2 separate regions of the Homo sapiens genome follow, and region 2 is linked to region 1. A link is a loop called in an ENCODE intact Hi-C map of the cell type or tissue named here. Cell type or tissue: PC-3. All regions are shown on one strand.

Evidence for each region. Hi-C counts contacts between places; a loop is a spot of excess contacts. Peaks named below come from ENCODE experiments on the same cell type or tissue, not always from the same donor. Only the 100,000 strongest peaks of a DNase experiment are listed, where the experiment ranks them.
Region 2: it touches region 1 in a loop (6-fold over the local background); 1 of 110 quality-filtered maps calls a loop at or near these places.

What each region holds. Positions count from the first base shown.
Region 1 is chr12:96,773,434-96,777,433 of GRCh38, reverse strand. The region is part of intron 60 of CFAP54 (cilia and flagella associated protein 54); the gene reads right to left. Among named protein-coding and RNA genes, the nearest start is that of NEDD1, 130 kb to the left of the region's middle. In PC-3, no CTCF peak of the experiment used is centred here; DNase peaks (open chromatin) are centred at 2,363 and 2,753; H3K27ac peaks cover 1,975 bases.
Region 2 is chr12:96,887,287-96,891,286 of GRCh38, reverse strand. No RefSeq gene overlaps it. Among named protein-coding and RNA genes, the nearest start is that of NEDD1, 18 kb to the left of the region's middle. In PC-3, no CTCF peak of the experiment used is centred here; a DNase peak (open chromatin) is centred at 1,546; H3K4me3 peaks cover 463 bases; H3K27ac peaks cover 1,611 bases.

The DNA of each region.
Region 1 (4,000 bases):
AGGTTGCAGGGAGGCGAGATTGCGCCATTGCACTCCAGCAGCCTGGGCAACAAGAGCAAAACTCCATCTCAAAAAAAAAAAAAAGAATATCCTTGATGAAGCAGTAAAAGTTGTTAATGTTATTAACTACTGACCCTTGAGCACACACTTTTTTCATCTTTTCTGTGATAAAATGGGAAGCACACAAAAAACACTCCTGCTGCATACTGAAGTGCAATGGCTGTCTCCAGGAAAAGCACTTCAGGGATTCTTTGAGTTGCAAGCTGAATGAGCACTTTTACTTTTTTTTTCATGGACTGCCATTTTTACTGAAAGAACAGCTGACAAGACAAAATGTTTTCAGACTTAGGTAGGAGGCAAACATTTGTTCAAAAATGAAAGAAGTATACCTGACTTCCAGGGAAACAACTGACGGGTGTGCTGCCAAAGATAAAATTCAAGTTTTGAAGTAACGATTTAGAATTTTGGAAAACTTATATCTACCACTATGAACTTTTCAATACTTAGAATTTTCTGATAGGAATTGTGGTGATATTTTAACATTTTTTATATTGTCCAATAAAATGTATACATGTTTAGAAGACCTGCATATTTGAAGTCCATATTTTCCAAATGCCTAATATACAATGTTACAAAATCATGCATGGGTAAAAGATGTCATTCAACAGCAAGACAGACTAATGTATTTTGATATAACAGAGTTCAAAAAGTTTAATGATATAATTTCAGATTCTACTTTGGAATGAACTTTTAAGAAACTACCACTTACGCAGTTCTGGTTTAGTTTCAAAGAAGACTATCCACAATTATCTGAAAAGGCTGTTGAAATACTCCTCCATTTTCTAACTACATATCTGTGTGAGGCTGGATTTTTAAAAAAATTATTTCAACCAAAACATTATATTGCAGCAGATTGTCTGCAGAAGTAGGTGTGAGAATTCAACTATCTTTTATTGGGTCAGACATTAATGAGATCTGTAATATGCTATTTATGTTAACTTGTAATGAGTTTATTACTATTCTTTTTAAATTAATTAATAAACTTTAATTTTTCAGCTTTAATTTCTAATAGAACTGTATTGTTTTCTATACTAATAGATTTGTCTAATTTTTTTTTTACCTAAAGTAAATCTGGATAAATTATATTTTCCCAGGAAATTACAAGTTATATAGAAGTTTTCAAATTTGCTTAAAGTTGAACCAAAAAAATCTTTAAAAATTTAATTTCTTAACATCATTGATTACTTTCTTCTTATCATTTGTGAGAAGTTTTCTTTTTGCTATAACTAATTTTCCTGAAAAAGTTGGCTAATAGTTTTTCCCCTAAAATTACAACTTTCTAATTTTATTGGTTTTGTTTCCTAATTTATTGTATACATATTGTAAAGTGATCTGAAATAATAACATCAAACATACCCCACATATCAATACATTTACATTTAAATCACCTATTACAAGAAAAATACTATCAGGTCTTATAACAAAGAAAACCCAACTCTATGCCCTATGTAAAAGCATATTTAAAATAAAATTATTTCAAAAGTTTGAAAATAAAAACATGCAAAAATGTGTAGCAGGAAAATGTAAACCAAAAGAAAGCAATATTTGTGATCTCAGTATTAGACAAGGTAGAATTCTGGCCAAAAAGTGAAACAAAAGCGGGACCTTTATAATGTTAAAGGGTGTCATTCACAATAAAGATATAATACTTAAGAATATTCATAGTCCAAGTAACATCTTGTCAACAAAAACAAAAACTACAGATATAAGAGGAGGAACAATTATGTGAGCAGCAGAGGACCTCTGTTCGCCTTGTCCAGGTGTTGTCAAACTCTAGCCCATGGGCAAAATCTGGCCACACGTGTTTATGTGGGACTCATGAGCTAAAAATGGTTTTTACATTTTTAATGGTTGGAAAAAAATTAAAAGAATAATATTTTGTGTTACATGAAAATCATATGAAACTTAAATGTCAATGTCCACAGTAAAGTTTTTTTTTGGGTCGGGGATGGAATCTCACTCTGTTGCTTGGGCTGGAGTGCAGTAGCGCCATCTCAGCTCACTGCAACCTCTGCCTCCTAGGTTCAAGTGATTCTCCTGCCTCAGCCTCCCGAGTAGCTGGGATTACAGGTGCCCACCACTATGCCCAGCTAATTTTTTGTATTTTTAGTAGAAACGGGGTTTCGCCATGTTGGCCAGGCTGATCTCGAACTCCTGACCTCATGATTTGCCCACCTCGGCTTCCCAAAGCGTCAGGATTACAGGCGTGAGTCACCGCGCCCGGCCCACAGTAAAGTTTTAATGGAACACAGCCATGCTCATTCATTTACACTGTGACTATGGTTCCTTTTATGCTACAATAGCAAGTTGAGTAGGTTCAGCAGAGACCATAAAGACTTAAATAAGTAGACTTAAATATTTACTATCTGACTATTTACAGAAAATATTTGGTGACTTCAACCTTGTTCATGGATGACCAAGTGGAGAAAATATCTAAGGATAATAAAGTAAATATAGTGGCATCAGTAGCCTCTGTACATAAAAACAACTAATAGAAATAATTTTTTTAAATTATAATACAATAAGAAGATAACATCTCTAAAAATAAACCTAACCAGAAAAGTACAAGACTTATTTGAAGAAAATGTTAAAACACCCTAAGGGATGTGAACTAGAAAATATAAAGGGCATATAATATTCTTGGTTAAGATGATTCAGTAGAATAAAAATGTAAGTTATTTCTAAGTTAATGTCTAAATATAACGTAATCCCAATAAAAATACAGCAGGACTTTTTGGAACTAGACAAGCTGCTTCCAGACTTAACACATAAAAAAGCCACAAGAGAGAGTAATTAATGGGGACTTATCTTTATATTAAGTATATTTTTATAAGGTTACAAAAATTTAAAAAATGTATTGAAACCAGAATGGACAGATCAATTAGAACGGAAAGAAAAGTACAGAAATGGGGTAGCCATCTGGAAAAATTAAATTTATATCCGCTTGTCACACTTTACATATTCCGAATAGATTTCTATAAGTTATTTAAAGAATCTGAGTAGGGAGGACTTTTCTAACTATGACAGAAATCCAAAATCTATCAAAAAGATTAATAATTTCTACTATATAGAAATAAATAACTTCTTCATGGAACAGAACTATCATGTAAAATGTTAAGCAACAACTGAAAAATTAGAAAGCTATATTTACAAATATCACAACTAAAATGTTGATTTTCATAATAAAGGACTTCTACAAATACTTAAAGGCCAAATTTTTTTTTAATCGGGAAAGATTATGAGCAGAGAGTTCACAAAAAGATGTTCAAGCTTAGTCCTCACAAGATATGTGCAAATTAAATTTGAACCTTTTTTTCTCCCACCATGTCAACAAAAGTTTAAAAGATGTTTATAATGTACCTTTGTCAGCAAGGGTGTTGAAAAAAGACCATTTATTAACTGCTGACAGGAGTACAAAGTGGCATAACCTTTTTAGAATGATCTTGGCAAAAAATATCAAATTTTCAAATGAAATCACCCTTTGATCTAGACATTTGCTTTATGGGAATTGACCCAATAGATATACTAGCCTATGTACAAAATGATACAAATGTATAAGATGTACAGATGAATGTAATAGCAAAAGAGTAGAAACAACATAAATAGCTATCAAAGAGACTAATGAATTTAATTATGCTGGACCTATATAAAGGAATATTATACAGCCATAAAAAAGCTGCTTATGTGATGATTTGGAAAAATTGTCAAGATACATTTATATTAATTTAAAGAAAAAAGAGCAAGGAGCATTATTATGTGTACAGTTATACCACTATTTGTATTTTTAAGGGAAAAATATGTCAATGTATCAGTGCATATACCAGGTTGGTTCACTCAACATCCATCTTAAACTCCAAATATGCTTTTCTATATTGAAGAAATTATGAAGATAAAAATGACACTTCCCAAATGTCCTTGCAACTATTGTCCTGGATGGGAT
Region 2 (4,000 bases), 110 kb before region 1:
TCTGTATTCCCTGTGGTTCTGCCTTTAGCCCTCTGGATTTTCATGCTATGCCTTTTTTTTCTGCGAAAAAAACCATCAAAACCCATGGCTTTAATAACTGTTTCCACTCTATTGACTCTAAATCAGACACCCCACAGGCACCTCAAACCTAAAGAAGCTACTGTAAACTCACTGTGTTTGATACCTAATCTGTTCCTCCCACTACTGTATTTTTCACCTCAACCATCTGTCCCATCATTCATTCAAAAGACCATACCAGAATCTCAAGGATCATTTTTAGAGTCCTCCTCTAGTATTTTCTCTCTCCCTCCACATTCCATCAATGACTAGATCACATAGATTTTACTTTTTAAGTATCCTTCAAGTCAGTTTCTACTTTTCACCTTAACCCGCTCAACCTTAGTTCAGGCTATCACTTATTCTAGTCTGGAGTAGGACTATTACCTCCCAGTAATACCTCCTGGTCTGTCCCTCTAATATATGCTCCATACTATTGCCAGAAGGAGTTGCCTATAGACGAAATCTGGTCATGTCACTCCTCTCATGAACATGCTTCAATGGCTCCTCATCATTTTTAGGAGAAAGTTCCACAAAGTCATTCATTCAATTATGAAATATTTATTAATCAATTACACTGTCCCAAGTGCTGTGGGAGATGCCATAGTTAGAGAAAACAAAACAACGCATGATTTTTACTAAAAAAGCTCCTAGTTATGCTTATGTAGAAATAGGTTTCAGATTCTTTGGAGAAAGTTGTGAAACAATGGAAACTTTATTGAAATTGGCAACACAAATGCTGTGATTCAAGCTTTCTTCACCCTTTCTAATTCTACAGAAAAACAGCATCAAATAGATGATCTGTGGGGTCCCAGTCTGAGTTCTTTGCCTATTGAAGCCCCACGCTTACTTTTACTCATTCTGTTTGAACTGTAGTGAGGATATTCTCAGAAAGATTAAAGGAGAACCTAGCGCAAAAGTGTCTTTAGCATCTCAAGGAGACTTAAACACCATTCCTCTGGATTCCTATACCTCAATGGATGCTTTGCCTGTCGGTATCCACATTGGTTCACCCTTGGGTCAGATAGCTGTCCCATGCTTTCTAAACACAAAATAAAAGATGCTGTACATCACTTGGTCTCTAATAACATGCCACAGCTTTGATGCAACATTATGGGACTACAGTATCTAATTGGCTTGGTGTGTGCTTCCTGTCTACTCCTGTAATAAAGATCGCATTAGGTTTGCTTTATGTGTATGACTTGACTTTAAATAAGAACAGTCAAACTCATTTTAAACTAGAGAAAACCTAGGAATTATGTTAGAGGGAATAACCCTTTACGTGATGAACTAATGAATATTTTTTCTTTCTAATTTTCACGAGTCTAGACACATCTTTTGTGAAGAAAAAAAATGCTTTCTGGCTGTTAATTTGACAGCTGGAAATTTTTATTCTGGTTCACCTGGACGTTAATCACTGTTTAGCTTGTGAGGAGGGAGAGAATTGTCTCAGAGAAACTATTTTTGAAGGCTGACTAACAATGGTCTGAGTGACTCACGATGCAGGAAGGTATGCGTTAAGCAGATTGTTGAAAGAGAAAAAAAAAGTTGTTTGATATATTTCCTCCCCTCTGCCAAAGTGTAGACAAGAAAAGGGATTCTTGAGTGCTAGTAAAATTCTGTTTTTTTATCTGAGTGCTGGTTATTAAGTGATTTCAATTCTAATAAATTCATTGAGCCATGCACTCAGGATTTGTGCAATTCTCTGCACATGTTCTACTTCAGTACTTTTTAAAAACTATAGCACTCCCTCTTCACCTGGAGGATGAATAGACCTATGTGTGTATATACACACATGCACACATACATGCTTCCCCTTCATGCAAAGGTTTTATATTTCTAAAAGCACCTTTCTGTTTTAATATATATTTTTTAGTTTTAATAGAACAAGGTCTCGCTATGTTGCCCAGGCTTGTCTCAAACTCCTGGACTCAAGCAATCCTCCTGCCTCAGCTTCCCAAAGTGCTGGGATTAGTCATGAGCCACCGTGCCTAGACTTATCTTCTATTAGACTATAAATTCTCTCTTTTTCATTAGACTCTAGGGCAAATGTCTTATTTAGTCTGTTCTGTCTATTGGAACTAGCACATAGAAAATACTTCATAAATACACTCTGAATGAGTGAGCAAAAGAACATATAAATCAAGGGTTCCCAACCCCCAGGCTGTGGACCGGTATTGGTCCACGGCCTGTTAGGAACCAGGCTGCACAGTAGGAGGTGAGTGGAAGAGGAGCAAGCATTTCCACCTGAGCTCCATTTCCTGTCAGATCCATGGCATTAGATTCTCAGAGAAGCGTGAACCCAATTGTGAACTGTGCATGCGAGGAATCCAGGTTGCACACTCCTTATGAGGATCTAATGCCTGATGATCTGAGGTGGAGCAGTTTCATTCTGAGACCATCCCCACCCTGGTCCATGGAAAAATAGTCTTCCATGAAACTGGTCCCTGGTGCCAAAAACGCTGGGGCCCGCTGATATAAATGACAAAACTAAAGAAATTAGAAACAGATTTTAGTGACTCAGAATAGAAATATAGTAAATTAGTATTCTCTACATTGTAAACAACAATTATGATCATGTCTATCTTAGTTGTTAGCCAGGTTCAATAGGCAGTTTGAATTTCATAATCCTGGTTAAATATTTTTATTTTATTACTTATTTTTATTTTTATTTTATTATTATTTTTTGAGACAGAGTCTTGCTCTGTCACCCAGGCTGGAGTGCAGCATTGCAATCTCGGCTCACTGCAACCTCTGCCTCCGGGTTCAAGCAATTCTCCTGCCTCAGCCTCCAGTGTAGCCGGCTGATTTTTGTATTTTTAGTAGAGACAGGGTTTCACCATGTTGGACAGGCTGGTCTCGAACTCCTGACCTTGTGATCTGCCTGCCTCAGCCTCCCAAAGTTCTGGGATTACAGGCTTGAGCCACTGCACCCAGCCAGTAATGCTGGTTAAGTGTTAAATATAATGTTTGACCAACCAAACCAGCCTATTCTTCAATGTTACCAAATAAATATCAAGAAGAGTAAGGTCTCTATGACTTAGTGATAGACTTTAAGGAGTGTTGGAACCACACTACTGTAGGGTTAGAAGGGCTTAGTGCTGGAGTGGAGGACACAGCACAGCGTCCCCCTCCATGTAGAATCTGCACATATGCCATGAGAGAGGGACCTGACATGACATGTGTCCAGTTTAGTTAGCCTGTAAGGTTTCTTCAGTCATTGTCTTAAAATAATTGGTGCTTGTACTATTAAGGAACCAATAGAACAAGTAGAATGCTTTAAAATATTTCTAGTTAATGACCTTTACTATTGTTTTCTATTCTATTAGGTTTCAGAAAGCCCCTCTGGAATAATGTGTATTATACCATGATTTCAAAAGTGGGGTGGGGTGATAATACATTAGTTATTCATTTATGTATAACAAGTTACTCCAAACTGTAATGGCTCAAAACAACCATAAACATTTATCTCTCATAGTTTCTGTGAGTTTGAAACTTAGGAGCAATTTTGCTGAGCAAGTGAATGTTCCAAAAAGGTTAAGTCACTTGCTCAAAGTTATACTGCTAATAAGTAGTCAGGCTAGGATTTGGAACCAGTTTCTAATGACCAGCAGTGACACTGGTGGCCAGGATATCAATTAGGAAGCTATAGCAATAGCTCAAGTAAAAAATAACTTAGGGAAGTTCCAACTTACAGTACAGGTAGCAGAAGCGGAAATATTTTGGCAGTTGGTTGTGGGGCCACCCTGAGAACCAGATAACAGAGTGTCTGGCCCGAGGCACAGTGCTTTAGAAGGCTGTGTTCTGGCCACTGCTCTCCTCCCCACAGAACCAGGTCCATAGGTCTAAGGGGACTGGCCTGCCTGGAGCCCACACTCTGCCTTTTTTAAACTCAGGTACCTAAATTCCTGGAATTCCCTGCCCAGACTGCCACAGGATTCTT